2 separate regions of the Homo sapiens genome follow, and region 1 is linked to region 2. A link is an interaction called in ENCODE POLR2A ChIA-PET data of the cell type or tissue named here. Cell type or tissue: PC-3. All regions are shown on one strand. Each heading gives the region's core, and the rest is flanking DNA. Links, peaks and the distances in the headings are about the cores only.

Region 1 (15,617 bases), core at 3,091-11,090, 56 kb after region 2:
GGCACAGGTAAAAGCCCTGATGTGGCCTGAGACAGGTCATTATTTTCTGGCCGCTTAGGTGGGGACACTTTCCAACCTAGGTCCCTCTGTCTGAGCTGGTTTAGGGGCAGTTTTGTCAGCAAGAGGGGGAGGGAGGAAACAACTTAAGGTGCTGATGAGTCACCTGTTTCTCAGAGAAGGACTTGCTGGGGAAGTTTGCAATTCTGGCTGCTACTGCTGGGAAACTCCCCTCCTAAGGGTAGGCTGGGTCTTATTCCTGCTGCCTGCCAGATCTTCTGCCCCAACTTCCAGCTAGACACACATTTGCTAGGATTAAAACTTGGCTCTGACATTCTCCATGGAGAAATAGCAGATTATAGGACTGGGGCAGGAAATATACAAGTCTATACCAATATAAATAAATAATTAAATACATAAATAAGTGAGACATGCCGGGCCTGGTGGCTCATTCCTTCAATCTCAGCACTTTGAGAGGCCAAGGCAGGAGGATTGCTTGAACCCAGGATTTCAAGACCAGCCTGGACAACATGGCAAAACCCAGTCTCAAAAAAAAAAAAAAAAATTAATGGGGCATGGTGGCATGCACCTGTAAGTCCCAGCTACTCAGGAGGCTGAGGTGGGAGGATCACCTGAGCCTGTGAGGTTGAGGCTGCAGTGAGCCACTGCACTCCAGCCTGTGTGACAGAGTGAGATTCTGCACCCCCTATCCCCCCACCGCAAAAAAAGGCAAAAAAAAAATAGTTTACTTAAAAAAAACCAAAAACTAAAAAACTCAACCATAGCCCTGACATTGAATCACGGCAGTAATATCTTGCCTCCAAAATGTCCATCACAGCTGTATATGGCTTTAGACTTGTAAAAGTGCTGCAGTCTGCCCTGTCTCATAAGAACCAAGTGACATGGCTTAGGAGAGGGGTGTGTCTGAGAAGGTGTGGCTGTGTGTGTGTGTGTGCGTGCGTGTGTCTATTCCCATTTTATCAGTGAGTATAGGGGACCTGCCCCAAGATGAAAGAAACTAGTAAGTGGCAGTCTGTTCCAGAATGAACAAGCCAACCACAGGTCCACCCTCAGGCGTGGTCAAGTTTTTTTTTTTTTTAAGATAGAGTCTGGCTCTGTCGGCCAGGCCACAGTGCAGTGGCAAGATCTTGGCTCACTACAACCTCTGCCTCCTAGTTCAAGCGATTCTCCTGCCTCAGCCTCCCAAGTAGCTAGGACTACAGGAGTGGACCACCACGCCCAGCTACTTTTTGTATTTTTAGTAGAGATGAGGTTTCACCATGTTGATCAGGCTGGTCTCGAACTGCTGACCTCAGGTGATCCACCTGCCTCGGCCTCCCAAAGTGCTGGGATTACAGGCATGAGCCACTGTGCCCAGCCAGTGTTGTCAAGTTTTATTAGGTATTTTTGTTAATTCCATATCTTAAGTTTACTGAAAACACTGGAATGCCTATAGCAAAACCTGGACAAGAATAAACCAAAAGAAACCAACCCCCTACCCTACCACCACAATTATTCCGCTGGCAAATAAGGGATTAACAAAAGAACACCACGGCCAGGCACGGTGGCTCACGTCTGTAATCCCAGCACTTTGGGAGGCTGAGGCAGGCAGATCACCTGAAGTCAGGAGTTCAAGAGCAGCCTGGCCAACATGGTGAAACCCTGTCTCTACTAAAAACACAAAAATTAGCTGGGCATGGTTGCATGCACCTGTAATCCCAGCTACTCCGGCAGCTGATGTAGGGAGAATTGCTTGAACCTGGGAGGCGGAGGTTACAGTGAGCTGAGATCACGCCACTGCACTCCAGCCTAGGAGACAGAGCGAGACTCCATCTCAAAAAAATTAAAAACAAAAACGAAAGAACACCAGTGGTGGGGAAAAGTTATTCCAAGGGCTCCATCCAGAGAGAGGTTGTTTTTGAGTGAATGCACTCTCATTGTCTTTTTCTGTTTCTTCTGCATACTCCAGTCCAAGACCCCCAAAATCAGGCCTGCTGCTTAGGATGAGCTCAGAGACTGAGATGGGCAGGTCAGAAAGCTTTGAAATAAAAACAGAATTCAAGAAAAAGAATTTTATATTTAACACTTGCTTACCAACATACTGATAATAATTATATATTATATATAACTTAATATATAATTATATATTATAATATAGTTATATGATACAATAATAATAATACAATAACTTGACTACCCACTTTCTGAGCTTTCAGTGGAAATTGGGCCACCATAGGTTTTTCTCTTCCTTTTTCTTTATTTTATGCATTTTATTTATTTTCTTTGTGGAGACAGAGTCTTGCTGTGTCACCCAGGCTGGAGTACAGTTGTGCGATCAGGGCTCACTGTAGCCTCGACCTCCCAAGCTCAAGTGATCCTCCTGCTTCAGCTTCCTCAGTATGTGGCACCACAGGTGCATGCTACCACACCTGTCTAACTTTTTAATTTTTTTGTAGATACTGGGTCACCCTATGTTTCCCAGGTTGTTCTCAAACTCCTGGGCTCAAGCAATCCTCCTGCCTCAGCCTCCCAAAGTCCTGGGATTATAGGGGTGAGCCACGACACCCAGCAACACAGATTTTTCTCTATTTCCATGTGCTTGTGTCCTTGGAGGGAGTTTGTGGCAAATTTACCCAGCTGGGCTGAGTTTGCCCCATGGTGCTGCTGGTCAACCCTTCAAGTCCATTTCCTCAGTCCCCACACCCTCTAGACCACCCTTGGGCTCAGGCTGGCTCCTGGACTTCTGTCCTGTCTTCCCTGCTCCCTCGCACCCAGACTTGGCCTCCGCTTCTCCCTTCATTTCTCTCCACCTCGCCATCCAGCTGATCCCACCGCTACTGCCCCCTTCCAACCTCTCTTTCCGCTCAGATCTTGCACCCAAGCCCTAGCTTTTTAAATGCCTGCAAGAGTTGCCACCTAAAACCTTTACCTAAAAAACTCCCCTACTAACTTCCTTATTTTCTCTTATTTTTATTTTATTTTTATTTTTGAGAGAGTCTGGCTCTGTCACCCACGCTGGAGTGCAATGGTGCAATCTCAGCTCCCTGCAACCTCTGCCTCCTGAGTTCAATTGATTCTCCTGCCTCAGCCTCCTGAATAACTGGGATTACAGGTGTGCACCACCACTCCTGGTTAATTTTTGTATTTTTAGTAGAGAGGCGGTTTCACCATGTTGGCCAGGCTGGTCTCGACCTCCTGAGCTCAAGTGATCTGCCTGCCTCGGCCTCCCAAAGTGCTGGGATTACAGGCGTGAGCCACCACGCTGGCTCTATTTAATTAATTAATTTATTTATTTATTATTATTATTATTTTGAGACGGAGTCTAGCTCTGTCGCCCAGGCTGGAGTGCAGTGGCACAATCTCGGCTTGCTGCAACCTCCACCTTCGGGTTCAAGAGATTCTCCTGCCTCAGCCTCCCGAGTAGCTGGGATTACAGGTGCCCACCACCACGCCCAGCTACTTTTTGTATTTTTAGTACAGACGGGGTTTCACTGTGTTGGCCAGGCTGGTCTCGAACTCCTGACCTCATGATCTGCCCACCTCGGCCTCCCAAAGTGCTGGGATTACAAGCGTTAGCCACCGCGCCTGGCCATTTATTTATTTATTTTTAGAGATGAGGGGTGTCTCGCTCATCTCTGGACTCAAACTCCTGGCCTCAAGAGATCCTCCTGCCTCAGTATCCTAAGTAGCTGGGATTACAGGCGTGCCCCACTGCATCCAGCACCTCAGTATGTTTTTGAGATTCACTCATGCTGTTGTGTATAAGAGTAGCTTGTTTTTTTGTGCTTTTTAATTTTTATTTTACTTATTCTTTTTTTAGAGATGGGGTCTCTGTTGCCAGGCTGGAGTGCAGTGACATGATCATGACTCCACTGCAGCCTTGAACTCCTGGGCTCAAGAATCCTCCTGCCTCAGCCTCCCAAGTAGCTGGGACTACAGGCACATGCCACCACACCCGGACAGTTCTTTTTTTTTTCTTTGCTGAGTAATATTCCATTATATGGATATACCACAGTTTGTTTATTTTTTTTTTTTTTTTTGAAATGTCGTTTTGCTCTTGTTGCCCAGGCTGGAGTGCAGTGGTGTGATCTTGGCTCACTGCAACCTCCTCCTCCCAGGTTAAAGTGATTCTCCTGCCTCAACCTCCCAAGTAGTTGAGATTACAGGAGCCTGTCACCACGCCCGGCTAATTTTTCTATTTTTGGTAAAGATGGGGTTTCCCCACGTTGGCCACGCTGGTCTGAAACTCCTGAACTCAGGTGATCCTCCCACCTCGGCCTCCCAAAGTGCTTGGATGACGGGTGTGAGCCACCACCACACCCAGCCTGTTTATTCTCTTGATTGACATTTGACTTGTTTCCAGTTGCAGCTATTATGAATAATGCTGCTATAAACATTCATGTACAAATCTTTGTGTGGACATATTATTTTCATTTCTCTTGGATAAATACCCAGATATTGAATTGCTGGGTCATGAGGTAAATATGCATGTTAAGTGGCTGTTAGTAGTTGTACCATTTTATATTCCCACCAGCATTTTATGACACCCCAGTTGCTCCACAACCTCACAACACTTGGTGTTGTTGGTTTTTAATATTTTGGCGCTGGGCACGGTGGCTCACGCGTATAATCCCAGCACTTTGGGAGGCTGAGGTGGGCAGATCACTTGAGGTCAGGAGTTTGAGACCAGCCTGGCCAACATGGTGAAACCCCGTCGCTACCAAAAATACAAAAATTAGTTGGGCAGTGGTGGGTCCCTGTAATCCCCACTACATGGGAGGCTGAGGCAGGAGAATTGCTTGAACCTGGGAGGCAGAGGCTGCAGTGAGCCGAGATCGCGCCACTGCACTCCAGCCTTGGCGACAAGAGCCAGACTCCATTTCAAAAAAAAAAAAAAATTGGCCAGGCGTGGTGGCTCACACCTGTAATCCCAGCACTTTGGGAAGCTGAGGCGGGTGGATCACACGGTCAGGAGTTTGAGGCCAGCCAGACCAAGATGGTGAAAGCACGTCTTTACTAAAAATACAAAAATTAGCTGGGCACGGTGGTGGGTACCTGTAATCCCAGCTACTTGGGAGGCTGAGGCAGGAGAATCACTTGAACCTAGGAGGTGGAGGTTGCAGTGAGCCAAGATCTTGCCACTGCACTCTAGCCTGGGCGACAGAGCAAGACTCCATCTCAAAAAAAAATTTTTTAATTAAAAAAATATTTTGGATTTTGTTGCTGTTGTATTGTTGCTGTTTATTTTATTTTATTTGTTTTTTTGAGTCTCGGCTCACTGCAACCTCTGCATCCAGTGTTCAAGCAATTCTCCTACCTCAGCCTCCTGAGTAGCTGGGAGTACAGACACGCTCTACCATGCCTGGGTAATTTTAGTATTTTTAGTAGAGATGGGGGTTTCACCAAGTTGGTCAGGCTGGTTTCGAGCTTCTGACCTCGTGATCCTCCCGCCTCAGCTTCCCAAAGTGCTTGGATTACAGGCGTGAGCCACCATGCCTGGCCTGCTGTTGCTTTTAATACTAAATCTCATCATTTTTTAAAAGCTTGAAAACAGGCTGTGCACAGTGGCTCATGCCTATAATTCCAACACTTTGGGAGGCCAAGACAGGGGGATTGCTTGAACCCAGGAGTTCTAGACTAGCCTGGGCAATATAGCAAGACTCCGTTTCAGTTATTTTTTTAAGTTTGAAAACAGTTTCTGCAATAGGTCATACGGATGAATATATAGTTAACTCATATATACGCGTGTGATATAGTGTGTGCATGTGATGCACGTTAACATGCCAAGTCATGCATTCATTCAGCAGGCACTTCCCAAGTACTTACAGTGTGTCAGGCCTTATGATCTAAAAGGTTGTCAGGGCTGGAAGGATGAGAGGTGGCTATTAGATTTCACATTAATCAGATGAGGTTCCCTGGCTTCAACATCTTTTGAAATATCTTCTAGACTACTAAAGGATAGGTAAGAAGCATAGCACCCAGCTCTGAGGCAGTGCTCTGAAAACCATTATTTCCTGAGCACTGACCTCAAAGATCTCTAAATGGACCACAACAAGGGTTTGGCATTTTTTTTTTTTTGAGACGGAGTTTTGCTCTTGTTGCCCAGGCTGGAATGCAATGGCGTAACCTTGGCTCACTGCAACCTCCACCTCCTGAGTAGCTGGGATTATAGGTGCGCACCACCACGCCTGGCTAATTTTTGTATTTTTAGTAGAGACAGAGTTTCACCATGTTGGTCAGGCTGGTCTCGAACTCCTGACCTCAGGTGATCCACCCGCCTCGGCTTCCCAAAGTGCTGAGATTACAGGCGTGAGCCACTGCACCTGGCTGGGTTTAGCTTTTAGAGAATCACAGAATTATTAGAGATGGTTAAGTTCCCCCTTCACAATTTACAGGTGAGAAAAGAAAAGCGTAGCTCAGAGGGGGTAGGGGACTTGTCCAAAGGTGTTGGCTAAGTTGGGTTTCATATCTGAAAACAAGAGGGGCTTTAAGAGCTTGGCCAAGGAGGCCACTGGAGAAACAGCATGGAGAGTGGTAGTGGGGAGAGCAAAAACCAGCGGGGTGAGGGTGGGGCTCCTGGCAGATGTGGTGCTGGCACAAAGCATTGACTCCCCATTTCCCATGCTCCCTAAAGAAGCTTATAAACTATGCTGACAACTCAAACATTTCATCTTTTTTTTTTCTTTTTTTGAGATGGGGTTTCGCCCTGTCACCCAGGCTGGAGTGCAGTGGTGTGATCTCAGCTCACTGCAGCCTTGACCTCCTTGGCTCAAGCCATCCTCCCACCTCAGCCTCCTGAGTAGCTGAGACCACAGGCATGCGCCACCACGCCTGGCTCATTTTTGTATTTTTTTTTTTGGTAGAGATGGGGTCTTACTATGTTGCCCAGGCTGGTCTGGAACCCCTGTTTTTGTTTTTGTTTTTTTTTTAGACAGAGTCTCGCTCTTGTCGCCCAGGCTGGAGTGCAATGGTGCAATCTCGGCTCACTGCAACCTCTGCCTCCCAGCTTCAAGCGATTCTCCTGCCTCAGCCTCCTGAATAGTTGGGAATACAGGTGCCTGCCACCAAGCCCAGATAATTTTTATATTTTTAGTAGAGACGGGGTTTCACCGTGTTGGCCAGGCTGGTCTCAAACTCCTGACCTCAGGTGATCCACCCGCCTTGGCCTCCCAAGATGCTGGGATTACAGGTGTGAGCCACCGCGCCCGGCCACTCCTGGTCTTAAGTGATCCTCCTGCCTCAGCCTCCCAAAGCCCTGGGGCTCCAGGTCTGAGCCTGTGATGGAGTGGTGTGTGATAAGCTTCTTCTCCTAAAGCAGGGGCCGGGCAGTAGGAATGCAAGGGGACCTGCCACTTGTTTACAGGTACCTAGACCTGCTGGTCACCTTTAGGAAAGAGCCCAATGCAGTTGGGGATCTGGAAACTGATTCCCTTAAAATAATTTCTACCCTCTGTCACTTGGGAGACCCTTTCATACCCCTAAGGATGTGTGAACCCCTGTTCGAGGACCCCTGGTTTGAGGATGCTCTCATTTCTGACCTAGACAAGTGAGGCCACTGGGCCTGCAGTCCTGAGGGCAGTGGGGGGATGAAAGAGAGCAGCTTGGCTAGAAGCTCCCTCAGTGAGAGAGGGATGACAGTAGCAGGGAGGGGATACTTTTTGAGAATTGGGGCGATTCAGGTAGGTTTAGACACATGCAGAAGGGAGCCAAACATGAAGGAGAAGAAAGAAGGGCGTGGAGAGCTGTTCTGAACAGGCCAAGGGTCTTCTTTCCTCAGCATATTTTAATGGAAGCCAACAACTGTGCTAGGCCCTGTGCCAGGAAGTGGTGTGCTAGAGACACTTTTCCCTGTCTGGTGAGAATTAGAGAAGACAGGGGCCTGGTCCTGGCAAGGGGAGGAGTATCAGGGAAGCCATTCTAGAGGGAGCAAATCCTCAACACCAGACACTCTAATGTCCAAATGGGTGTGGTGCATTTTGGAAACATCCTTAGATCAGCGTGACTGGGGCTCTGAGCAATGAAAACAGATGGAATTTAACTGGGGATGGGGCAAAGGACTGCTAGGTTTTCTTTCTTAGTAAGTCTTTTTTTTTTTTTTTTTTTTTTTTGAGACAGCAGGCTCACTCTGTCACATAGGCTGGAGTGCAGTGGCACAATCTCAGCTCACTGCAACCTCTGCTTAGCGATTCTTCAGGCTCAGCCTCCCGAGTAGCTGGGACTACAGGTGTGCACCACCATGTCTGGCCAGAATGCCAGAATTCCAAAGGATTTATGCAGATACTTCACCCTCAAGGAAGCAAAAACTCCCACCCCTTAAGTGCAGGGTGTGTAGGTGTGTAGTGACTTCCTTCCAAACAGTACAGCATGGAAAGGAGGGAAAAGAGTAACTCTGTAGTGGAGAATCCTGACAAGCACTATCTTGGTCAGGTGATCAGTCATGATGATAAATCATGTTGATAGTGTGTATCCTCGATATAATAGAGAGGTGTTGATAATGGTTCTTTATCTCCCCAAACCATAAATAGCCCTAGTCTAAACATGAAAAAAAATTAAATGAATTCCAACAGAGAGCATTCAACAAAATACTTGCCTAGTACTCAAAATTATCAAGGTAATCAAAAACAAGGAATATCTGAAAAACTTAAAAACTGCCAGTCAAGAGCAGTCCAAGGAGACATGACGACTGTTTTTCCCTATACATAACCTGTGATAAAATTTAATTTATAAATTAGGCCCACTGTGAGATTAACAACAATAATAATATAGGACAGTTATAACAACAGACTGTAATAAAAGCTATGTAGGCCAGATGAGGTGGCTCATGCCTGTAATCCCAGCACTTTGGGAGGCCAAGGCAGGCAGATCACCTGAGGTCGGGAGTTCGAGACCAGCCTGACCAACATGGAGAAACCCTGTCTCTACTTTTAAAAATACAAAATTAGCTGGGCATGGTGGCACATGCCTGTAATCCCAGTTACTCGGGAGGCTGAGGCAGAAGAATCACTTGAACCCGGGAGGCGGAGGTTGTGGTGAGCCGAGATAGCGCCATTGCACTCCAGCCTGGGCAACAAGAGTGAAACTCCGTCTCAAAAAAAAAAAAAACAAACAAGTTATGTGAGGCTGGGTGCGGTGGCTCACACCTATAATCCCAACACTTTGGGAGGCTGAGGTGGGCAGATCACCTGAGGTCATGAGTTGGAGACCAGCCTGGCCAACATGGTGAGACCCCGTCTCTACTAAAAATACTAAAATTAGCCAGGCATGGTGGTGGGTGCCTGTAGTCCCAGCTACTCGGGAGGCAGAGGCAGGAGAATTGCTTGAACCCAGGAAGTGGAGGTTGCAGTGAGCCGAGATTGCACCATAGCACTCTAGCCTGGGCAACAGATCAAGACTCCATCTCAAAAATAAATAAATAAATAAAAGTTAGGTGAATGTGTTCTCACTCTCTCAAAATATATTATTCTATTATCCACACCTATTTCAGACTGCTATTGACTGCAGGCAACTGAAAGCCCAGAAAGCAAAACTACAGATAAGGGGGAACTGCTGTACTTCAAATGGACACAGGCATCAATGAAAAAGCCTCCGGCAGGGCACAGTGGCTGATGCCCATAATCCCAGCACTTTGGGAGGCCGAGGCGGGCAGATCACAAGGTCAGGAGATCGAGACCATCCTGGCCAACATGGTGAAACCCGTCTCTACTAAAAATACAAAAATTAGCTGGGCGTGGTGGTGCGCCCTTGTAGTCCCAGCTACTCAGGAGGCTCAGGCAGGAGAATTACTTGAACCAGGGAGGCAGAGGTTGCAGTGAGCCAAGATTGCGCCACTGCACTCCAGCCTGGTGACAGAGCCAGACTCCGTCTCAAAAAATAATAATAATAAATAAAATAAAATAAAAAAGAGAGACTCTAGTGGCCCAAACAGGAACAATCTGAGTAATAATATAAAGTAGTATTGGTGGGTTCTGGAAGTTAAAAATAAATAAATAAAAATAGACCTGGCGCGGTGGCTCATGCCTGTAAACCCAGTACTTTGGGAGGCCGAGGTGAGTGGATCACTTGAGGTCAGGAGTTCGAGACCAGCCTGGCCAACATGGTGAAACCCCGTCTCTACTAAAAATACAAAAATTAGTCAGGCGTGATGGCACGCGCCTGTATTCCCAGCTACTTGGGAGGCTGAGACAGGAGAATTGCTTGAACCCAGGAGGTGGGGGTTGCTGTGAGCTGAGATTGCACCACTGCACTCCAGCCTGGCCAACAGAGTGAGACTCAGTCTCAAAAAAAGAATAAATAAATAAATAAATAAAAAGGGAAAAAAGAAAAAAATGTCCACAATTCTCTACTGATATAAATAAATAGGAAAGGGGTGAAAAAAAAACACTACATTTGAGAATCCTGAAGAACACTCCTTCAGCCAGGTAATCAAAAGTAAGATCAATAGTGTTAAGTCAAGCTGATATGCACCTTCATATAGTATGATGAGAATGTAGTGTGGAATGCTGGATGAGATCCTGTTCCAGAAAAAGGGCATTCAAACTAAGGGCTGGGCACACTGGCTCACACTTGTAATCCCAGCACTTTGGGAGCCCAAAGCAGGCAGGTAGCTTAAGCTTAGAAGTTCAAGACCAGCCTGGGCAACATGGGAAAACCATCTCTCTACAAAAAAAAATACAAAAATTAGCTGGGCGTGGTGGTGTGCACCTGTAGTCCACGCTACTTGAGGGGCTGAGGCAAGAGGATCGCTTGAGCCCAGGAAGTCAAGGCTGTCAGGCCGGGCCTGGTAGCTCACACCTGTAATTCCAGCACTTTGGGAGGCCGAGGCGGGTGGATCACCTGAGGTCAGGAGCTCAAGACCAGCCTGGCCAACATGGTGAAACCCATCTCTACTAAAAATACAAAAATCATTTGGGCATGGTGGCGCATGCCTGTAATCCCAGCTACTCAGGAGGCTGAGGCAAGAGAATCGCTTGAACCTGGGAAGTGGAAGTTGCAGTGAGCCGCATCAAGCTACTGCACTCCAGGCTGGGTGACAGAGCGAGACTCTGTCTCAAAACAAAACAAAACAAAAAAAGGCTGCAGTGAGCCATGATTGAGCCAGTGCACTACAGCCTGGGCTACAGAGTGAGACCCCGTCTAAAAAGAAAGAAAGAAAAAAAAAACACTAAGGAAATTTGAATAGAGTATGAACTTTAGTTAATAATAATATGTCAATATTGGTTCATTAATTTTAACAATGGCACCATACTAATGTAAGATATTCATACTAAAGGAGACTGCACATGAGGTATATAGGAACTCTCTGATCTATCTTCTCAATTTTTCTGTAAATTTTTATTTTATTTATTTATTTTTTTGAGACAGAGTCTCACTCTGTCGCCCAGGCTGGAGTGCAGTAGCACGATCTTGGCTCACTGCAAGCTCCGCCTCCCGGGTTCACGCCATTCTCCTGCCTCAGCCTCCCGAGTAGCTGGGACTACAGGCGCCCACCACCACGCCCAGGTAATTTTTTTTGTATTTTTAGTAGAGACAGGGTTTCACCATGTTAGACAGCATGGTCTCGATCTCCTGACCTTGTGATCCGCCCGCTTCGGCCTCCCAAAGTGCTGGGATTACAGGCATGAGCCACTGCGCCCGGCCTGTAAATTTTAAATTATTTCAAACAGAAAATCTTTTTTTTTTTTTTTTTAATAGAGACAAGTTCTCACTATGTTGCCCAGGCTGGTCTTGAACTCCTGGACTCAAGTGATCCTCCTGCCTCAGCCTCCCAAACTGCTGGGATTATAGGTGTGAGCCACTGCACCCAACCAGAAAATTTATTTTTAATTAAGTCAATTAAATCATTCCTTTTAATCTTGGTCTTAACTAAGTCAACAATTACTACTGGTAGTTAACTTGTATAGAGCATTTTGTATTGAGGCACAGCTTTGGGTGATTTGCATAATATGCTATTATACTCACAATACTCACCTTACAAATATAGAAACTGAGACATGAGAGAGCTCATTCATGCAACTTTTAACAACTGTTTATGAGTGAGTTAGTGAGTGTCCTGGAAGAGTGTGCCCATGGTCTGGGCTCCTCCACGGAGTGCCCTGCAGTTGTCTCATGTGCCACTGTCCAGGTTGAGCTCAATCAAGTGACCCCACCCCTCTTCACCGGGATCCTCCTCCTTGACCATTATGTCACTGCCACCATCTGCCAGGTCTCCCCAGGAGTCATCCTGCACTCTTCTGTCACTTCTCAAATCTAACTTGACACCAAGTCCTGGGGGCCCTTCTTCGGAAAGTTCTCCCCAGCCTATGTTCTTTCTCCTGTTTGGGTCCTCACTGCTTCTCCTTTGCCTCTGCTCGGGTCTCATCTGCTCTGAGGGGATCTCCACCTAAGCCACCACCCATTTTTCCAGAACCCACATCATATACTCTCTCAACCCCAACCAAAACCTTCCCATGGCGCATTGAATAACTTTGCAACCTGGCCACAGCCCGCCTCATTCCCTCCACTCCCTAGCACTCCACCGTTGTACCCCAAAATCACACTGCTTGCAGGCCATTGCTGTTTTCTTTTCCTTTCCTTTCCTTTTTCCTTCCTTCTTTCCTTTCTGTTTTTCTTTTTTTGAGGCAGAGTCTCACTCTGTCACCCAGGCTGTAGTGTAGTGGCACAACCTTGGTTCACTGCAACCTCTGCCTCCCAGGTTGAAGCGATTCTCCTGCCTTAGCCTCCCGAGTAGCTGGGACCACAGGCATGCACCACCACACCTGGCTAGTTTTTGTATTTTTAATAGAGATGGGGTTTTGCCACGTTGGCTAGGCTGGTCTCAAACTACTGGACTCAAGTGATCCTCCCACCTTAGCCTCCCAAAGTGCTGGAATTACAGGTGTGAGCCACCGTGCTCAGCCCTGCTCTTGGTTTTCTTGAGGACTGCATAATACCTTCTCTTTTTGCCCTTAGAGGTCCTACATGCTCTTCAAGTCTTAGGTCAAATTCAACTGCTTTCTTACACAGATCCTCTCTCTCATTGGCTTAGCAGTCACCTGTTACCTGTCTCATGGTAACTGCTACAATGACTCTGAGGACTAGAGGCTGGTGCGTATGTCTCTAGCTGTGAGTTCCCTAAGGCACCTCTGTATCTTCATGCTCAGAAATCACTGGGTTATTTCCTGCAGTTTCTATCAAAGCAAAATGTCCACACTGCATCATTAGGGGCCCCCAAGTGGCCAGAATAAGAAAAGCCAGCTGGGCGCAGTGGCTCGCACCTGTAATCCCAGCTACTGGGAAGGCTGAGACAGGAGAATGGTTTGAGCCCAGGTGTTTAGATGAGCTATGATCACATCACTGCACTCCAGCCTGGGTGACAGAGCAAGATCCCATCTCTAAAAAGAGTTCTGAGGGATCCAGAGAGGCTTCAGGAAGGAGGAGGACTTGAGAGAGACTGTCAGATGAAAGTCACATTTAGAGTTTATTAAGCACATGCTCCATGTTGGGCATTATACTATAGCAGTGAGCTTTCACGTGGATCCCTCATTTACTTCTCAGCACAGACCTACTAGGTAGGTATTTGTCTCTGTAGATGAGGAAACTGAAGCTAAGAGCATCAACTGTGCAGTGTCACAGCTAGCAAGTGGCTGGGCAGGGATAAGAGATACAGCTTGCCCTTGGAGATCATACATGCACTTCAAGTCTTGGGTCAAATTCAGCTGCTTTCATACAGGAATCCTCTCTTTTGATGCCCTAGCAGTCATCCCTTACCTGTCTCATTGCAACTGCCACACTTGATTCTGTGGCTCTCAAAGAATCCAAAGTCCAGCCTAAGAACTGAAGAATGAGTAGGTGGAAATGCACTGTGGTAATCAACGCATAAGGGAGACTGTACTGAGTCTGCCACAAACAGGGTCCACCCAGGCCTATCCCATACATCCCGGAGAGCCATGGAGCCCAACAATGGGGTGCTGGGGTCCCTGAGGCTGTAGCTGGAAGTACTCTGTGTCCCTAAGGCAGCACTCCTATGCTGACCTCCAACTGCTAATGGGCTCTGTGCAGCAGGGACAACCCTCTGCACAGTCCAGACCTGAGGGCAGATGGCAGGTGACCTGGGGGTGAAGTGTTATGTATGGAGCAGGGCAGCTCCCTGTCTGGGATCACTTTTCTTAGAGGAAGCCTCCTGCCTATTGTCCTGCTCCTGCACTTCCCTCCTGGGACCTGGCAACCTCAGGTGGGAAGGCTGCATTGAGGCTGCAGGCTTGGTCAAGAGAAGCAGGACCCTGGTGCGAAGGGAAATGAGCCTGGACAGCATACTTGTCACCTGCCCCAGGACTAGTGCCCCTCCAAGCCAGAGAGCCCAGATAGCCCTCAGTGGGGCTGGTGAGAGTCACAGTTCTCCGCACGTGGCCAGGAAGTTGAGCAAGAGTAACCCAACCACATAAGGTATGGTGCAAACCTGGAAACTTCTGAGAGCAAAGGGATGCTCTTAGTTGTTAGGCGGGGGCCGCCCAGCAGAGCCAGGACGGTGGCGACCCTAGTCCAGAGCCTTCCACTTTAGCAAGGTAGAATCCAAGGGCCCCAGAAGGGAACAGACTCCATCTGGGTCGCCTAAGCAGGTGAGAGAGGAAAACCCAACCACAGTCGCGCCCCAGCCCTCGCAGGTCCCTGGCTGAGGACTCCCCTCTCCACCTCAGGCTGGGCGGCCCCCGCCTTCACGCTTGCTCCCACTTGTCCCTCGTTCTTGCTAGGCTTGGCAGGTATTTGTTCCCTGCTCCTTCACGCTCTCAGTGCCGTGGCCACGTCGCTGGGTACGCCCCACCAGGCAAGAGACATTTTCCGTCTTGTTCTCTGCCACGTCCCCAGAGCCTGGAACAGTGCTTGGCACAGAGTGGACGCTCATTCGTGGAGTAAGTGCCTGATGGATAATCCATCACTTGCTTTTCTAGTATGAATGGTCTATTTACGGGTCCAGCGCCCCTGCTGGCTTACGACCTTTTCCAGGGCGGGGAGGGGCTGTCCTCATCTCTGTGACCCCAGCGCCCAGCCCAAGGCCTGGCACAGAGTAAGTGCTCAACCACATTTTGGTGAATGAGTGAATGGAAGCGGCCCAGCAACCCTGAGCCAAGGAGCCACTGTGGGGCAGGTCAGGGCGGTTCCTGGCACAGGGCTTCCCACTAGCCTGGCCACCAGCTCTGCGGTCTCCTGGAAGCTGGGGGGCCTTTGGGTAAGGGAGAAGAGTGGCCAGGAGTTGTCTGCGTGTGCCCTGTGACGGTGGGATAGAGACAGCGATTGGATTGAGGAACGGGAGGTTCCCCGAGGCTGTTTAGAGAGGCGGGAGCGGGAGCTGGTCAGGGAGGCTGGACAGACCACCCGAGGGAGCGGAGCTTGGGCACGAAAGCCAAAACTGGGCGGCGCGGGGCGGGTGGGGAAGGCCGGCTGAGAAAGCCGGGATTGCCTCCTGGTGTCAAAGCTCGGAACTGCAGCAGGATCCTGGGGGCGGGGCTTGTGTTCAGCAGCACTCGCCACGCGCCCAGCCCTCAGCCCTCGTCTCGCCTTCTGCTGGCTGGCCCGGCGACGTTGTGCGCCAGCGTACGCGGGGCTCTGAGAACCCGGAAGTTACGTTTTAGGCCCGCGTCACGGGG
Region 2 (15,617 bases), core at 4,270-12,269:
GAGCTGAGATCATACCATTTGCACTCCTGCCTGGGTGACAGAGTGAGAGTCTGTCTCAAAACAAACAAACAAACAAAACCAAATGGAGCACCTAGAGAAGAAAAATTGCATATTTTAAATGTAAACCTTACTAGATAGAATTAACAGCATGTTTAACACTGTGGGGAAAAAAAAAAGGTCAGTTGAAGATATAGCAAATGAAATGAGCCAAAATGAAGCACAGATTAAAAAAAAACCTGGGTGGGCAGGGTAGTGGGGGAGGACAGAATAGAAAAGAACTTCGATGACCTATGGATATCAAGTGGTCTAACATCTGTAACTGGAATCTCAGAGGGTGTGAGTGGGCATTATAATAAAGATAAACTCTAGGCCAGGCGTGGTGGCTCATGCCTGTAATCCCAGCACTCTGGGAGGCTGAGGCAGGCGGATCACCTGAGGTCAGGGGTTTGAGACCAGACTGGCCACCATGGCGAAACCCCATCTCTACTAAAAATACAAAAATTAGCCGGGTGTGGTGGTGCATGCCTGTAACCCCAGCTACTGGGGAGGCTGAGGCAGGAGAATCAGTCAAACCTGGGAGGCGGAGGCTGCGGTGAGGCGAGATCGTACCACTGTACTCCAGCGTGGGCGATAAAGTGAGACTGTGTCTCAAAAACAAACAAACAAACAAAACACACTCTAATGATTAGAACTTTGCCTTTAAAAAAGTATCAGTCTTGGTCAGGTGCAGTGGCTTATGCCTGTAATCCCAGCACTTTGGGAGGCTGAGGTGGGAGGATTGCTTAAGTTCAGGAGTTCGAGACCAGCCTGGGCAACATGGCAGACCCCATCTCTATTTTTTAAAAAACATTTTAAGTTTATAATGTAAAAAAGTTACAGTAATCTGAAGTTAGCTTATTACTGAAGAAAGAAAAAAAATGTTATAGGCTGGGCACAGTGGCTCATTCCTATAATCCCAGTACTTTGGGAGGTCAAGGCAGGCAGATTGCTTGAGCCCAAAAGTTCAAGTCCAGCCTGGGAAACATAGTGAGACCTTGCCTCTAAAAAAAAAAAAGAAAGAAAAAAATATTTTTATAAATTTAGTGTAGCAGCTGGTTATGGTGGTTCATGCCTATAATCCCAACACTTTGAAAGGCCAAGGCAGGAGGATCGCTTGAGGTCAGGAGTTCAAGACCAGATTCTTTTTTTTTTTTGAGATGGAGTTTCGCTCTTGTTGCCCAGGCTGGAGTGCAATGGCATGATCTCAGCTCACTGCAAACTCTGCCTCCCGGGTTCAAGTGATTCTCCTGCCTCAGCCTCCCGAGATGCTGGGATTACGGGTGCCTACCACGTCCTGCTAATTTTTGCATTTTTTTAGGAGAGACGGGGTTTTGCCATGTTGGTGAGGCTGGTCTCAAACTCCCAACCTCAGGTGATCCACCCGCCTTGGCCTCCCAAAGTGCTGGGATTACAGGCGTGAGCCACCATGCCTGGCCTCAAGACCAGTTTTTTAAAACTTAAAATGACATTTTGTTGTTGTTGTTGTTTTGTGGAGTTTTTGTTTTTGTTTTTGAGTAGGGTCTCATTCTGTCACCCAGGCTGCACAATCATGGCTCACTGCAGCCTCAACCTCCCGGGCTCAAGCAATCCTCCTACCTCAGCCTCTCAAGTAGCTGGGACTACAGGTGCACACCACCACATCCGGCTAATTTTTTTTTTTTTTTTTTTTTACAATTTCGCTCTTGTCGCCCAGGCTGGAGTGCAATGGTGCAATCTTGGCTTACTGCAACCTCTGTCTCCTGGGTTCAAGCGATTCTCCTGCCTTAGCCTCCCAAGCAGCTGGGATTACAGGTGGCCACCACCATGCCTGGCTAATTTTGTATTTTTAGTAGAGACGGGATTTCACCATGTTGGCCAGGCTGGTCTCTAACTCCTGACCTCAGGTGATCCGTCCACTTCAGCCTCTCAAAGTGCTGGGATTACAAGCATGAGCCACTGCACCTGGCCCCTGGCTAATTTTTAAAAATTTTTTTGTTGAGTGGGGTCCCACTATGTTGCCCAGGCTGGTCCTGAGCTCCTGGGCTCAAGCAATCCTCCTGCCTCGGCCTCTCAAGTGCTGGGATTACAGTTATGAGCCACTGTACCCAGCAGGAAAAAAAGAATTTAGTGCAGCCTATGTGTACAGTGTTTATGAAATCTACAGTAATGTCCTAGGCCCTCACATTCACTCACCAACTCACCCAGAACAACTTCCAGTCCTGCAAGCTCCATTCATAGTAAGTGACCTATATAGTTGTGCCATTTAAAATCTTTTCTACCATATTTTTACTATACCTTTTCTATGTTCAGATATATAAATACTTAGCATTACATTACAGCTGCCCACAGTATTCAGTACAGTAAACTGCTGTACAGGTTTGTAGCCTAGGAATAATAGCTACACCATATAGCCTACATGTGTGGTAGGCTATACCATCTAGGTCTGTGTACATACACTCTATGATGTTTGCACAATGATGAAATTGCTTAACAATGTAGCATTTCACAGAATGTATCCCTGTGGTTAAGCAGGGCATGACTATATATTGAATATAAGGTATGTGTATTACTGAGTACAAGACTGCCACTGGGGTGCAGTGGCTTACCCCTCCCAGCACTTTGGGAGGCCAAGGTGGGAAGATTGCTTGAGCCCAGGAGTTAAAGACAAGCCTGAACAACATAGCAAGACTCCATCTCCATTAAAAAAAAAAAAAAAAAGGACTACTACGGCAACCTGGTGTTGAGAATATGGGCTCATATCACAGTCCAAATACTCTTGCCCTCAAATAATTTTTGAACTCTCAGAACATAAGCAGGTATATAAAACAACCCCTACTGAGATGAACAAGTGTGAGACTTGTGACTCTATGTCATGTAGGGTAGTTTCCTGGAAGCTGCTGCCTGATTTGACTCCCTTTCTTACTTCCTTTCCATACCCAGGGTCCTTACTCCTGACCTCTCCACTAGGGAGACCAGCAATTAAATAAGGCTCAGATGAACCAACAATTTTTTTTCCTTTTTTTATAGAGGCAATCAAGTTAAACACAAATGTTTGTTTCACACATTCATTGACAATACTGTTTTTTTTTTTTTGAGATAGGGTCTTGCTTTGTCACCCAGGCTGGAGTGCAGTGGCACGATCATGGCTTACTGCAGCCTTGACCTCCCAGGCTCAAGCAATCCTCCCTCCTCAGCCTCCCAAGTGGTTGGAACCACAGGCACGCACCACCACACCCTGCTAATTTTTTGTATTTTTTTGGACAGGGTTTCACCATATTACCTATGCTAATCTCGAACTCTTGGACTCAGGCAATTTGCCCCTCTCAGCCTCCCAAAGTGCTGGGATCATAGACATGAGCCACTGTGCCCAGCTGACAATACTTTTTTTAAGTCAAAAGTTTAATAGAATTATTAAATTCTAATTAATAGAATTAAAATGTCACTATATCAAAAAGGAAGCTACAGGAAAGGAATGTTTCAAAACTCTGGGATGGTCAACAGTGTCCCTTGCTAATGTGAAGATTAGATTTACCCCCAAGGCAGTGACTGGTGACCTTGGCCAGAGCTCTCAAAAGAGTGGTGGAAACAGAAGCCGGATTCCAGTGGATTGAGTGATGACAGGCAGGGAAAAAGTAAATAAGGCTGTGAGTGTGGACAAGTCCTTTAAGGAGTTTGGCTCTAAAGTGACAAGAAATGGGGGATACCAGGCCAGGCGCGGTGGCTCATTCCTGTAATCCCAGCACTTTGGGAGGCTGAGGCGGGTGGGTCACCTGAAGTCAGTAGTTTGAGACCAGACTGGCCAACATGGTGAAACCTCATCTCTACTAAAAATACAAAAAATTAGCCAGGTGTGGTGGTCGGCGCCTGTAATCCCAGCTACTTGAAAAGCTGAGGCAGGAGAATCACTTGAACCTGGGAGGCGGAGGTTGCAGTGAGCCAAGGTCATGCCATTGTACTCCAGCCTGGGCAACAAGAGTGAAACTCTGTCTCAAAAAAAAAAAAAAGAAAGAAAGAAAGAAATAGAGGGGATGGTAACAAAAGGGGTGCATGTTGGGCAAGGGTCTCCATAAAATAGAAGAAACTCATGTGTGTTTAAGTCCCTGCTTAGAAGGCAAATCATGCTCTACCTCCGGACAACAGGAGCTCTAGGACCCCAAGTCTGCGTCCCCAGACTTGGTTCCTCTGAAGACCCCACACCAGGCTGCACATCCAGGGAGAAGAGGTAGGTCCCTCCAACAAACGAAGGTTGGTCCCAAGATATTAAACAAGTAGAGTGTTGTATCCTTAGATGCTTTCCCACTGCTGCTGTCTAAGGTGGGTATCTGGGGTAGAGCCCTGGTGGGTGGGCAGGGGCTCTCCGTAAACTGGAATGGAGCAGAGTAAGGCTGGAGACTGTGCTGTCTTGACCTCTGCCCAAGATGACCAACAACCTGGGGCTTCCCCAGCCACTTAACTGCTTCCTGCTGAAAAGAGCAGGGATTGGGAGAGAAACTGCCACCTGGCACCTTTGGACAATTACCATGGCAATCACAGGCCAGGCATTTTATTCCAGTCATTGCCTGGGAACGCTCCTTCCACATGTCTTGCTTTCTGTGTTACAGGCTTATTACTGTACAGCCTCCAGCCCTCCACTTTCATCTTGCAAAACAAGGTTCTTTCTTTGATGTCTGGAAGGATTTGCCCCGGAATGTCAGAAATTTGAGACTGTATGCAAGTGCACAATAAACAATCTGAAATTGAAACTGATCCAGTGGAGAGTGCTGGAATTAGGGAAGAGCAGTGGATATGTCCTGCGAGGTCAGAGCAGATACAGGCCAAGATAGTTTGCCTCCCAGCTCCAAGGGGTCTCCCTACCCTCAGTGAGTGGGCTTGGGAGGTAGATGCTTGGGATGCTGCATCTTTGGTCAATACCTTGACCAAACTGACACATGACCCAGTTAGTTTCGAGATAGACTGGGTCACAACAATCATTCTTCACCACCTGCAACCCTAGGACTGCTGATAACCCTTACCCACAGGAATTATAGGGCCCTGCTGCTCCAAAAAGATAGGATCTGAGTCAACAAGAAAGAGAAACAAGGACAACATATTTTGAACTCCTGACTAGCTTGGCGTATGGTTCTCAGCCCAGCCACACATTAGAACCAACTGTGGGGCTTTTAAAAAATGCCCAGTATCTGGACTCCACTGTAGTAGATTTAAATTCAGTTGAGGAGGAGCCAGGGCATCTGTTTTTTTTCTTAAGTATTTCAAGTGTGGAGAACCATTGGCTGCTCAAATAAGTGGCCAGGCTCCACACCTGGTCCCAAGGTTTCCTAGTTGTGTGACCTTGGGCAAGTTACTCAACATCTGTAAACCTCCATTCCCTCAGCTGTAAAGCAGTACCTGCTGGCCAGGCATGGTGGCTCACACCTGTAATCCCAGCATTTTGAGAAGCCAAGATTGGAGGATCGTTCGAGCCCAGGAGTTCAAGACCAACCTAGGCAACATAGCAAGATCTCATCTCTATAAAAAAAGAAAAACAGTACTTGCTTAATGGAGTTGTGGGAAGGATTAAATGAAAGAATGCATGTCAGTGCCTGGCATTGAGCCTAGCACGTAGTTGTGTTCAGAATGTTATTCTTATTGCTGGAACAGCAGTTCTTACCTCTCTAGAATCCAGGTTTAAAGGTATATAAGTAAGAAAGTGCCGTTTCCAGTAACCAGGGACCAAGACCTGTCCTTTTCCCAGAGTGGGGTTGAAGAGTGTTAGTCAGAGCCAGGGTCAAAGATTGCTTAGGTCCTGGTATTGGCACTCAACTTTGGTTACTCTTAACATTCTAGTCCCGCACTGTCCATTCTGAAATAACGAAAATATTCTATATTTGTGCTGACAACATAGTAGTCACTAGCCACATGGGGCTATTTAACACTTGAGATGTGGCCCATGTTGGCTGGGTGCGGTGGCTCACGCCTGTAATCCCAGCACTTTGGGAGGCTGAGGTGGGCAGATCACCTGAGGTCGAGAGTTCGAGACCAGCCTGACCAACATGGAGAAACCCCGTCTCTACTAAAAATACAAAATTAGTCGGGCACAGTGGCGCATGCCTGTAATCCCAGCTACTCGGGAGGCTGAGGCAGGAGAATCGCTTGAACTTGGGAGGCGGAGGTTGCAGTGAGCCAAAATCACGGCATTGCACTCCAGGCTGGTTTACAGAGTAAGACTGTCTCAAAAAAAGGCAAAAGAAAAAAGAAATGTGGCCCATGTGACTGGGGAACTGAATAATTTTATTTAATTATAACTCATTTAAAGTCAAACAGCTACACATGGCTGATGGCTACAGAATTGGAAAATGTAGCTCTAGGCTGGGCATGGTGGTGCACACCTGTAATCCCAGCACTTTGAGAGGCCGAGGCAGGCAGACTGTTTGAGCCAAGGAGTTCAAGACCAGCCTGGGCAACATGGTGAAAAGCCGTCTCTACAAAAAAAAATACAAAAAAATTTGCCAGGCGTGGTGGTGCGCACCTGTAGTCCCAGCTACTCAGGAGGCTGAAGTGGGAGGATGGCTTGAACCCAGCAGGCAGAGCAGTGAGCTGAGATTGCACTACTGCATTCCAGCCTGTGCAACAGGGCAAGACTTTGTCTCAAAAACAAACAAACAAACAAAAAACAAAAGAAAGAAAGAAAGAAAGAAACAAAGAAAAAGAAAAGAAACGAAAATGTAGCTCCGGACATGTATGTGCATTGAACATGGGAGTAAATAAAGATATAAAATTTTGAAACATAGTGTGACCAAGCATTTTCCCTTCTATTGTCTCATTTGAGCCTCAGAAAGTCCTATAAAGGAGATATGACAGGCACTAACAGCCCTATTATAGATTAGGGATGTTAAAAGACCTTCCCCAGATCACAAAGAGCATTAGAGGCACAGACAAGCCTAGAGGGAGGCAGACTTCTGGACTTCAAACCGATGCTTCTTTCTTTCATCAGTTACAAAAGCTTTCTCTTCACGGAAGCACCTCACATCAGCCCTCCAGCTCCTGTGAAGGTCTCAGTGCCCTGGGTGGACCCCAGGCCCCCATCTCCTCCCACTATCCGCTGTGCTACCTACCTGGAAGAGCTCCTGAACTTGAGCATCCACCCATTGCTCCATCTCCAGCCAGCGCTGGAGCTGGCCCCGGTCATACTTCACTGTCAGGCGGCTGGGTCTCCGGGACCTGGGTATCTTGGAGGAGTCCGGGTGGGACTTGGACTCTGAGTCTGTGGATGATGTCCTTCTCCTCCCAGAAGCCCAGTGGACCTTCTTACATGGGTTCTCCCCATCTGGGCTGGGAGATGTGCAGGAAGCAGGGCTTGAAGACAGCATGGAAGTATTGGTCTGGGCAAGGAGCTGGGAAAAACCGCCAGTTCTGAGCAGAGCCACAGAGGGAAGTGAGGAGACAGAGAACAGGAGAGGCCAGCAGAGAAGAAATGAAGGCAGGAGGAGGGCCAAGGCTCCCAGGGAGGGGCAAGGGCAAAGATCAATAGGACTTTGGTGCTGGGAATGCCAGTCTCCTGGCTCCTCACTGCCAGCCAGTGAGTGGCACTCCAGAGCCATGCCCCAGCCTCCCTTTCTGCAGCTTCTAGGGCCCAAAGTGGCATAAACTGCAGATGAGCAAAGGTCAAGAGGCTGCCATGCCCAGGGAGGAGGAAGGGGCCCTGGGGTCCTGAAGGGTACAGGGCTCCAATCGCTGCTCTATGGCCAGCTCTGGAATGGGACCTGAGTCGTTCTCACCTGAGATCCCTCTGTATCCCACCTTCCTGGGGCTGGATCCACTCTGGGCTCTGAGAAGCTGTGGTCAGATTCCGCAGAAGCAGGGTCCCTGGCTGGCAGGGATTCTTACTCAGAGCGTAGCACTACTGGGGGCAGAGCCCCAGCTGGTAGATAGAGTTGGAGGTCAGTTATTGATGGCTCCCGTAGGACCAGTGCCCCCAGTGTCTGGGTGTGTCCGAATGTAAACTGCTATCAGCCTGGCCTATAAAGGCAGTTTACCTGCTTGTAAAGGCAAATTTATCAAGACTTGTCTACTATGCCCGCTCCCCTGAGGCAACTGCTTAGGAAGCCATGTTTATTACCACGTGACCCTCCCCCGATTCATGTATTTGCTGACACAGAGGAAACCTGCAAACCTAACTTATACACAGGTGTCAGGGACTAATACTTCCAGGCATACATACTTGCATTCTAAGGCAGGGTATTTTTGTTTAGTCTTTTATAATGAAAATTTCTAAACTTTAAAAAAAAAAAGTGACAGAAGAACACTGTAATTTTTTTTTTTTTTTTTTTGAGATGGAGTCTCGCACTGTCACCCAGGCTGGGGGGCAATGCTGCGATCTTGGCTCACTGCAACATCCGCCTCCCAAGTTCAAGCAATTCTCCTGCCTCAGCCTCCCAAGAAGCTGGGATTACAGGCGCCCACCACCATGCCCGGATAATTTTTTGTATTTTTAGTAGAGACGAGGTTTCACTATGTTGCCCAGGCTGGTCTCAAATGCCTGACCTCATGATCCACCCGCCTCGGCCTCCCAAAGTGGTGGGATTACTGGAGTGAGCCACCGTGCCCAGCCTGTAATTTTTTTAAAATGGGGCCAGGCATGGTGGCTCACGCCTGTAATCCCAGCACTCTGGGAGGCCGAGGCGCGTGGATTGCTTGAGCTCAGGAGTTCAAGACCAGCCTGGGCAAAATGGTGAAATTCTCTCTCTACCAAAAAAAAAAATAATAATAATACAAAAAATTAGCTGCTTTGGGAGACCCAGGCGGGAAGATTGCTTGAGGCCAGTAGTTCAAGACCAGTCCGGGCAACACAGTGAGATCTTGTCTCCATTAAAAAATGTAAACAATGGGCCAGGCACGGTGGCTCATGCCTGTAATCCCAGCACTTTGGGAGGCTGAGGTGGACAGATGACTTGAGGTCAGGAGTTTGAGATCAGCCTGGCCAACATGGCAAAACCCTGTCTCTACTAAAAATACAAAAATTAGCCGGGCGTGGTGGCACACGTCTGTAGCCCCAACTATTCAGGAGGCTGAGGGAGGAGAATCGCCTGGGCCCAGGAGGCGGAGGTTGCAGTGAGCCGAGATCATGCCACTGCACTCCAGCCTGGGTGACAGAGCAAGACCCCGTCTCAAAAAAAAAAAAAAAAAAAAAGTAAAAAATGAAAAGCAAGATTACTCAGATATGGTGGTGCACACCTGTCATCCTAGCTGCTTGGAAGGTGGGAAAATCACTTCAGCCCAGGAGTTCAAGGCTACAGTGAGCTACAATGGCAACACTGCACTTAAGCATGGGTGACAGAGCAAGACCCTGTCTCAAAAAAGGAAAAAGGCGAATGGATGACAGTTTAATGATGAAATTTTAGGCCCTCACTTAAGAAGATAAGGGAGGTGTTTGAGTGGCTGGAAACTAAGATGGCAGCCAGGAAAAGCCCAGGCTTTGGAGGAAGGCTGACAATCTGAGTTCAACTCAGCTTTGCCCTGCATTGGTTTTATAATCCTTGGCCAAGTTTCATAGCCTGTTTTCACATCTGCAGATTGGGCTTGTTGGGAAGATAAAATGAGATGATGCATGTAAACATTTAGCATGGCATCTGAAACAGAGTCCCTGTCAGTAGACATTCATTCCTGTCCTTTATTTACCTCCCCACTCTCCCTGCCCTCCTGGCGAGGCTCTGGTGGTCAATGCCTGGGCTTTCATCAGTGTGGCTCTCTTCCTGAGCAGGAGGAGGGGGGCCTCTAGGATGCATCTTGTTGACTCAGCTGTCACTTTAACAGTCTGTGGCCAGGAGGCATTATTATGGTAGTTCCCTGCCTCTTCTGTTTCCTATCTTCTGAAGGGTTTGAGAGCCCTTTCGGGAAAAGAAACTAGATGAGAAGAGTCACTGTGTTTTGTTCATTTATTTACTCACTCATTTAACAAAGATTTTATGAGCTCCCCTGGTAGGCCAAACATTATGCTCAGTGGTTATTCAAGAGCCACAGGATGGGCACGGTGGGTCACACCTGTGATCCCAGCACTTTGGGAGGCTGAGGCGAGAAGATTGCTTGAAGTCAGGAGTTCAAGACCAGCCTGATCAACATAGTGAGACCTTGTCTCTGTAAAAACTAAACAAAGGGCAGGCACGGTGGCTCACACCTGTAATCCCAACAGTTTGGGAGGCTGAGGTGGGTGGATCACCTGAGGTCAGGAGTTTCAGACCAGCCTGGTCAACATGGTGAAACCTCATCTCTGCTAAAAATACAAAAAGTTAGCCAGGCGTGGTGGTGGGTGCCTGTAATCCCAGCTACTTGGGAGGCTGAGGCAAGAGAATTGCTTGAACCCAGGAGACGGAGGTTGCAGTGAGCTGAGATCGTGCCATTGCACTCCAGCCTGGGCAACAAGAGCGAAACTCTGTCTCAAAAAAACCCCAAAAAATAACAACAACAACAATAACAACAAAAAACAAACAAAACAAAAAACAAACAAAGAAGAACAAAAGAGACACAGTCCCTGCCTTCATGGAAGGAACTTATAGTCTAGTGTGAAAATAAACAAACAATAATCAACTCATCAAATAAATGTAAAATTGCAATTTCATTTAGTGATTTGAAGAAAAGTAGGAGGTGCTATATGAATGTCTAATGGAGGTGTAACCTGGAAAGTGATAACATCTGGACTGAGTTCTGACAGATGAGTAGAAGTTAAACTGGCCTAGGAGCCAGCAGGGATGGGCCTGGCAGAATGCAGAGGACATGCAAAGGCCCTGTGGCAGAAGGGAGATGGTGAGTACAAGGGACTAAGAGGGTCAATGGGGCTGGAACAGAGGGAGGAGAGAGGGAAAAGTGAGGCAGGAGAAAGGGTTGAGGTACCCAGGCAGGGCCCTGTAAGCCACGTTGAGGAATTTTGTCTCCATCTTAAGGGCATTGGGCAGGCACTGAAGAGTCTTAAGCAATGGTGCTTGGGCAAGTTGACATGTTCAGATTTAAACTTCCAAACAATCACCGTGGCTGTTGCACAGAAAGACAATCAGAGGGCACAGAAGGGCTGGTGGAGGCCAGTTGGAAGGCCATTGCAGTAAAGCTAGTAGGGGAGGTAGTGCTGTCAATGGCAAGAAGCAGGCAAATTGGACAGCTATTTAGGAGGTAACGTTTAACAGATATTGACTGGTAATGGGCTGGGGACACACAAACATGCAAACTTTATGAAAGCCTACACAGGGACAGACAGATGCATACATGCAGCCTCTGTGAACATGTTTCAGGCCGGGCGCGGTGGCTCATGCCTGTAATCCCTGCACTTTGGGAGGCTGAGTCGGGCGGATCACCTGAAGTCAGGAGTTCGAGACCAGCCTCACCAACATGGAGAAACCCCGTCTCTACTAAAAATACAAAATTAGCCGGGCGTGGTGGCACATGCCTGTAATCCCAGCTACTAGGGAGGCTGAGGCAGGAGAATCGCTTGAACCTGGGAGGCGGAGGTTGCGGTGAGCCGAGATCGCGCCATTGCACTCCAGCTTGGGCAACAAGAGCAAAACTCCATCTCAAAAAAAAAAAAACCACCAAAAAACGAAAAACAAAGCAAACAAAAAAAAAACATGTTTCATTCGTAAACTGGGGGTTGATAAGATTCTATATGAGCACACAGCATGGATACCATGAAGCTTGATGGCACACTAATGAGTGATGTCCATTATTTATAGCAAGAGGCTCCTTATTATATCCTTCCAACTTAGCACTGACCCACATCTCCTCCCTGGCCTATTGGTACCACCATTCATCAGTAAGTTTGCCCAAAGATAAGGGAGCTCAAGATCCAAGATGAGATAAGAGATAAAAGCCACCAGGAGCACACAGCCACATCAGGGCAGAAAAAGAGGGTGGGGGCCTGGGCAGGGAGAAAGGTGCCTGCCTGCTCTCCTGGCTTGGGCCAGGTCCAGTGCTGAGATGAAATGGGCAGCAGGCAGACTCCAGCAGAACCAGGCTGCTCTTTTTAAATGTCTTTTCTTTTATAAAAACTTTATTATAGCCGGGCGCAGTGGCTCACTCCTGTAATCCCAGCACTTTGGGAGGCCAAGGCGGGCAGATCATGAGGTCAGGAGATCGAGACCATCGTGGCTAACACGGTGAAACCCCATCTCTACTAAAAATACAAAAAATTAGCCGGGCGTGTTGGCAGGCGCCTGTAGTCCCAGCTACTCGGGAGGCTGAGGCAGGAGAATGGCATGAACCCAGGAGGCGGAGCTTGCAGTAAGCCGACTGCGCCACTGCACTCTAGCCTGGGGGACAGAGCAAGAAGCTCTCTCAAAAAAAAAAAAAAAGAAAGAAAAACTTTATTATAGAAGAAAAACATGTTTATTTAGAAACTTTTCTAAATTTTCTAAAACATGGACAGGCACGGTGGCTCATGCTTGTAATCCCAGCACATCGAGAGGCCGAGGTCGGGAGTTCGAGACCAGCCTGGGCAACATGGTGAAACCTCATCTCTACTAAAAATACAAAAAATTAGCTGGGCATGGTGGCACGTGCCGGTAATCCCAGCTACTCGGGAGGCTGAGGCAGAAGAATGTCTTGAGCCCGGGAGGCGGAGGTTGCAGTGAGCCTAGATTGTGCCACTGTACTCCAGCCTGGGCGACAGAGCAAGACTCTGTCTCAAAAAAAAATTTTTTTTAAACATTCAAAATTTCCCATAATCCCACCAGACAAAAACCACCACCACTAACATTCTGACAAGTTTCTTTCTTGTCTAATTTTTTCTAGTCTTTATATATATATTATATATATGATATATCTTGTCTAATTTTTTCTAGTCTTTATATATATCATATATATGATATATATATGATATATATATAATATATGATATATAATATATATGATATGTATAATATATGATATATATAATATATATGATGTATATAATATATATCATATATATAATATATAGATATATATAATATATATGATATATATTATATATACATATATATATATATATATACTTTTTTGAGATGGAGTCTTGCTCTGTCACCCAGGCTGGAGTGCAGTGGTGTGATCTCAGCTCACTTCAACCTCTGCCTCCCCAGTTCAAGCTATTCTCCTGCCTCAGCCTCCCAAGTAGCTGGGATTACAGACAACTGCCACCACGCCCAGCTAATTTTTGTATTTTTAGTAGAGACGGGGTTTTACCATGTTGGCAGGGTGGTCTCAAACTCCTGACCTTAGGTGATCTGCCCGCCTCGGCCTCCCAAACTGCTGGGATTATAGGCGTGAGCCACCGCACCCGGCCCTCTATGCATATATATTTAACATAGTTAAATACTATATACAGTTATTTGGAAAACTTTTAAATTAGTATGATTATTCAAGAAATGAATTTTTAAGAAGATATGCTCATTGCGGAAAACTCTAAAATACAAATGAACAAAGAAAAGTATAAATTATCTGGTGTATTTACTTTCCATTTTTTTCACATAGTTTGGGTTTTCACAAAATTCGATCATTTTGTAACATTATGAATACATTTTATAACTTAATATATTTTGGTTACATTTTATGTCATTAAGTAGTTGTATTTATTTATTTTTTGAGACAGTCTCACTCTGTTGCCCAGGCTGGAGTGCAGTGGTGTGATCTCAGCTCACTGCAACCTCTGCCTCCCAGATTCAAGTGATTCCCCTGCCTCCTGATAGCTGCGATTACAGGCACATGCCATCATGCCCAGCTAATTTTTTTTTTTTTTTTTTTTTTGAGACAAAGTCTCGCTCTTGTCCCTCAGGCTGGAGTGCAATGGCGCGATCTTGGCTCCCTGCAACCTCCACCTCCCGGGTTCAAGCGATTCTCCTGCCTCAGCCTCCCGAGTAGCTGGGATTAGAGGCGCCTGACACCACGCCCAGCTAATTTTTGTATTTTTAGTAGAGATGGGGTTTCACCATGTTGGCCAGGCTGGTCTACAAACTCCTGACCTCAGGTGATCTGCCCACCTCGGCCTCCCAAAGTGCTGGGATTACAGGCATGAGCCACCACACCCAGCCTATTTTTGTATTTTTGTAGAGACAGGGTTTCACCACGTTGGCCAGGCTGGTCTTGAATTCCTGACCTCAGGTGATCCGCCCGCCTTGGCCTCCCAAAGTGCTGGGATTACAGGCATGAGTCACTGTGCCTGGCCTAAGTAGTTTTATATACATCTTTTATTAACACTGCAGTTATTCAAAATTTGGACCATGACTCAGAGTAAGGAATTTAATATCACAATGTACACATGTACATATACAAAGCTAAATTTCTTATGAAGCAAAACTTGTCCTTACTCTGATATTTTTCATTCTATTTCATTTTATTTTGTCTTTTCAAATGCCAGTGGCAAATCCCTTTACTGTTTTTAAAACTCACTAATGAATCCCATCCTGTTCTATTAGAGGTGATTCCATGATTTAGTCACTCAATCCCATCTTTGGATATATGGATCACCACCAATTTGCCATTATAAATAGTGCTCCTCTGCTGAACATTTTTGTAACTATTTCTTTGTTGGCATCCATGATTTCCCTTAAGAGAAGTTTATAGATGTAGAACTACAAAGTCAAAGAATGTGCAAAATTGTAGGAGGTTTGATATTTATGGCCATATTAGTTCCCCAAAAAGTTGACTAAGTAAACGGTTTATAGTTTGATATTCTAATTTTTTTCAGTGAATGCATTCCAAAAGTTACCAGCTTGAAACAATAAGCATTTATTATATCACTGTTTTAGTAGGGGGGATTCTGGGAGTAGATCAGCTGGGCCCCCCAGCTCAGGGACTGCAGTCAAGGTGTCAGCCAGCACTATAGTCACCTCAAGGTTCAAGAGCAGGAGGTCCACTTCCAGGCTCACTCACAAGGGTGTTGGCAGGTCTCAGGTTCCCAGATGCTGTTGGCTAAAGACATTGGATCCTGCCATGCAGGCCTCTCTGGAGGCTTACTTATCACATGGCACCTTGCTTCCACCACACCAAGGGCACTAAAAGAGAGAGAGAGAGAGAGAGACAAAGAGAGAAAGTTACAGTCTTTGTAACCAAATCCAGGAAGTGACATCCTATGACTTTTGCTTGATTCTATCCATTAGAAGCAAGTCGCTAGGTCCAACTACACTCAAGGAGAGGAAATTATACAAGGCATGAGTACCAGGAGGTATGGATCACTGGGAGCCATTTAGAAGCAACCTACCACAATGGAATATTGTGAACATTTTTTTTTCAAATGTTTAATATTTTTAATAATGAAAACATTTGAAATTTATTCTCTCAGCAATTTTGAAATGTACAGTACTCAATTATTAGTTATATTTGCCATGTACAATAGATCTCAAACAAAAATATCAAACTTCCTCCTGAGGTATTGTATCCTTTCATTATCACCTCCCTGTACCCTCCACCCTCATGTGAGCATTTCTGACATTAGAATAATTCCTCAAAAATAACCCTTTAGGACACAGGGAGGGGAACAACACACACTGGGGCCTGTGGGGTAGGTTGGAGGGAGGGAGAGCATCAGGATAAATAGTTAATGCATGCAGGGCTTAATACCTAGGTGATGGGCTGATAGGTGCAGCAAACCACCATGGCACATGTTT

The links. ChIA-PET counts read pairs that join two places held together with the same protein. Peaks named below come from ENCODE experiments on the same cell type or tissue, not always from the same donor. Only the 100,000 strongest peaks of a DNase experiment are listed, where the experiment ranks them.
Region 1: POLR2A ChIA-PET joins it to region 2 with 11 read pairs; 11 of 35 experiments call an interaction of 5 or more read pairs at or near these places.

Annotation. Positions count from the first base shown.
Region 1 is chr15:40,878,828-40,894,444 of GRCh38, forward strand. No RefSeq gene overlaps it. Among named protein-coding and RNA genes, the nearest start is that of VPS18, 7.8 kb to the right of the region's middle. RefSeq lists an enhancer at 6,120-6,169 and silencers at 11,850-11,899, 13,168-13,217, 15,339-15,508. In PC-3, for the core only: no CTCF peak of the experiment used is centred there; no DNase peak of the experiment used is centred there.
Region 2 is chr15:40,821,278-40,836,894 of GRCh38, forward strand. PPP1R14D (protein phosphatase 1 regulatory inhibitor subunit 14D) reads right to left here and starts at 7,431. Exons shown (of 4, transcript NM_017726.8): 1 at 7,110-7,431. The coding sequence starts at 7,364. SPINT1-AS1 (SPINT1 antisense RNA 1) reads right to left here. Exons shown (of 2, transcript NR_146468.1): 2 at 14,716-15,005. RefSeq lists enhancers at 3,937-4,437, 4,438-4,938, 4,934-5,228 and a silencer at 4,934-5,228. In PC-3, for the core only: no CTCF peak of the experiment used is centred there; a DNase peak (open chromatin) is centred at 4,584; H3K4me3 peaks cover 471 bases; H3K27ac peaks cover 1,293 bases.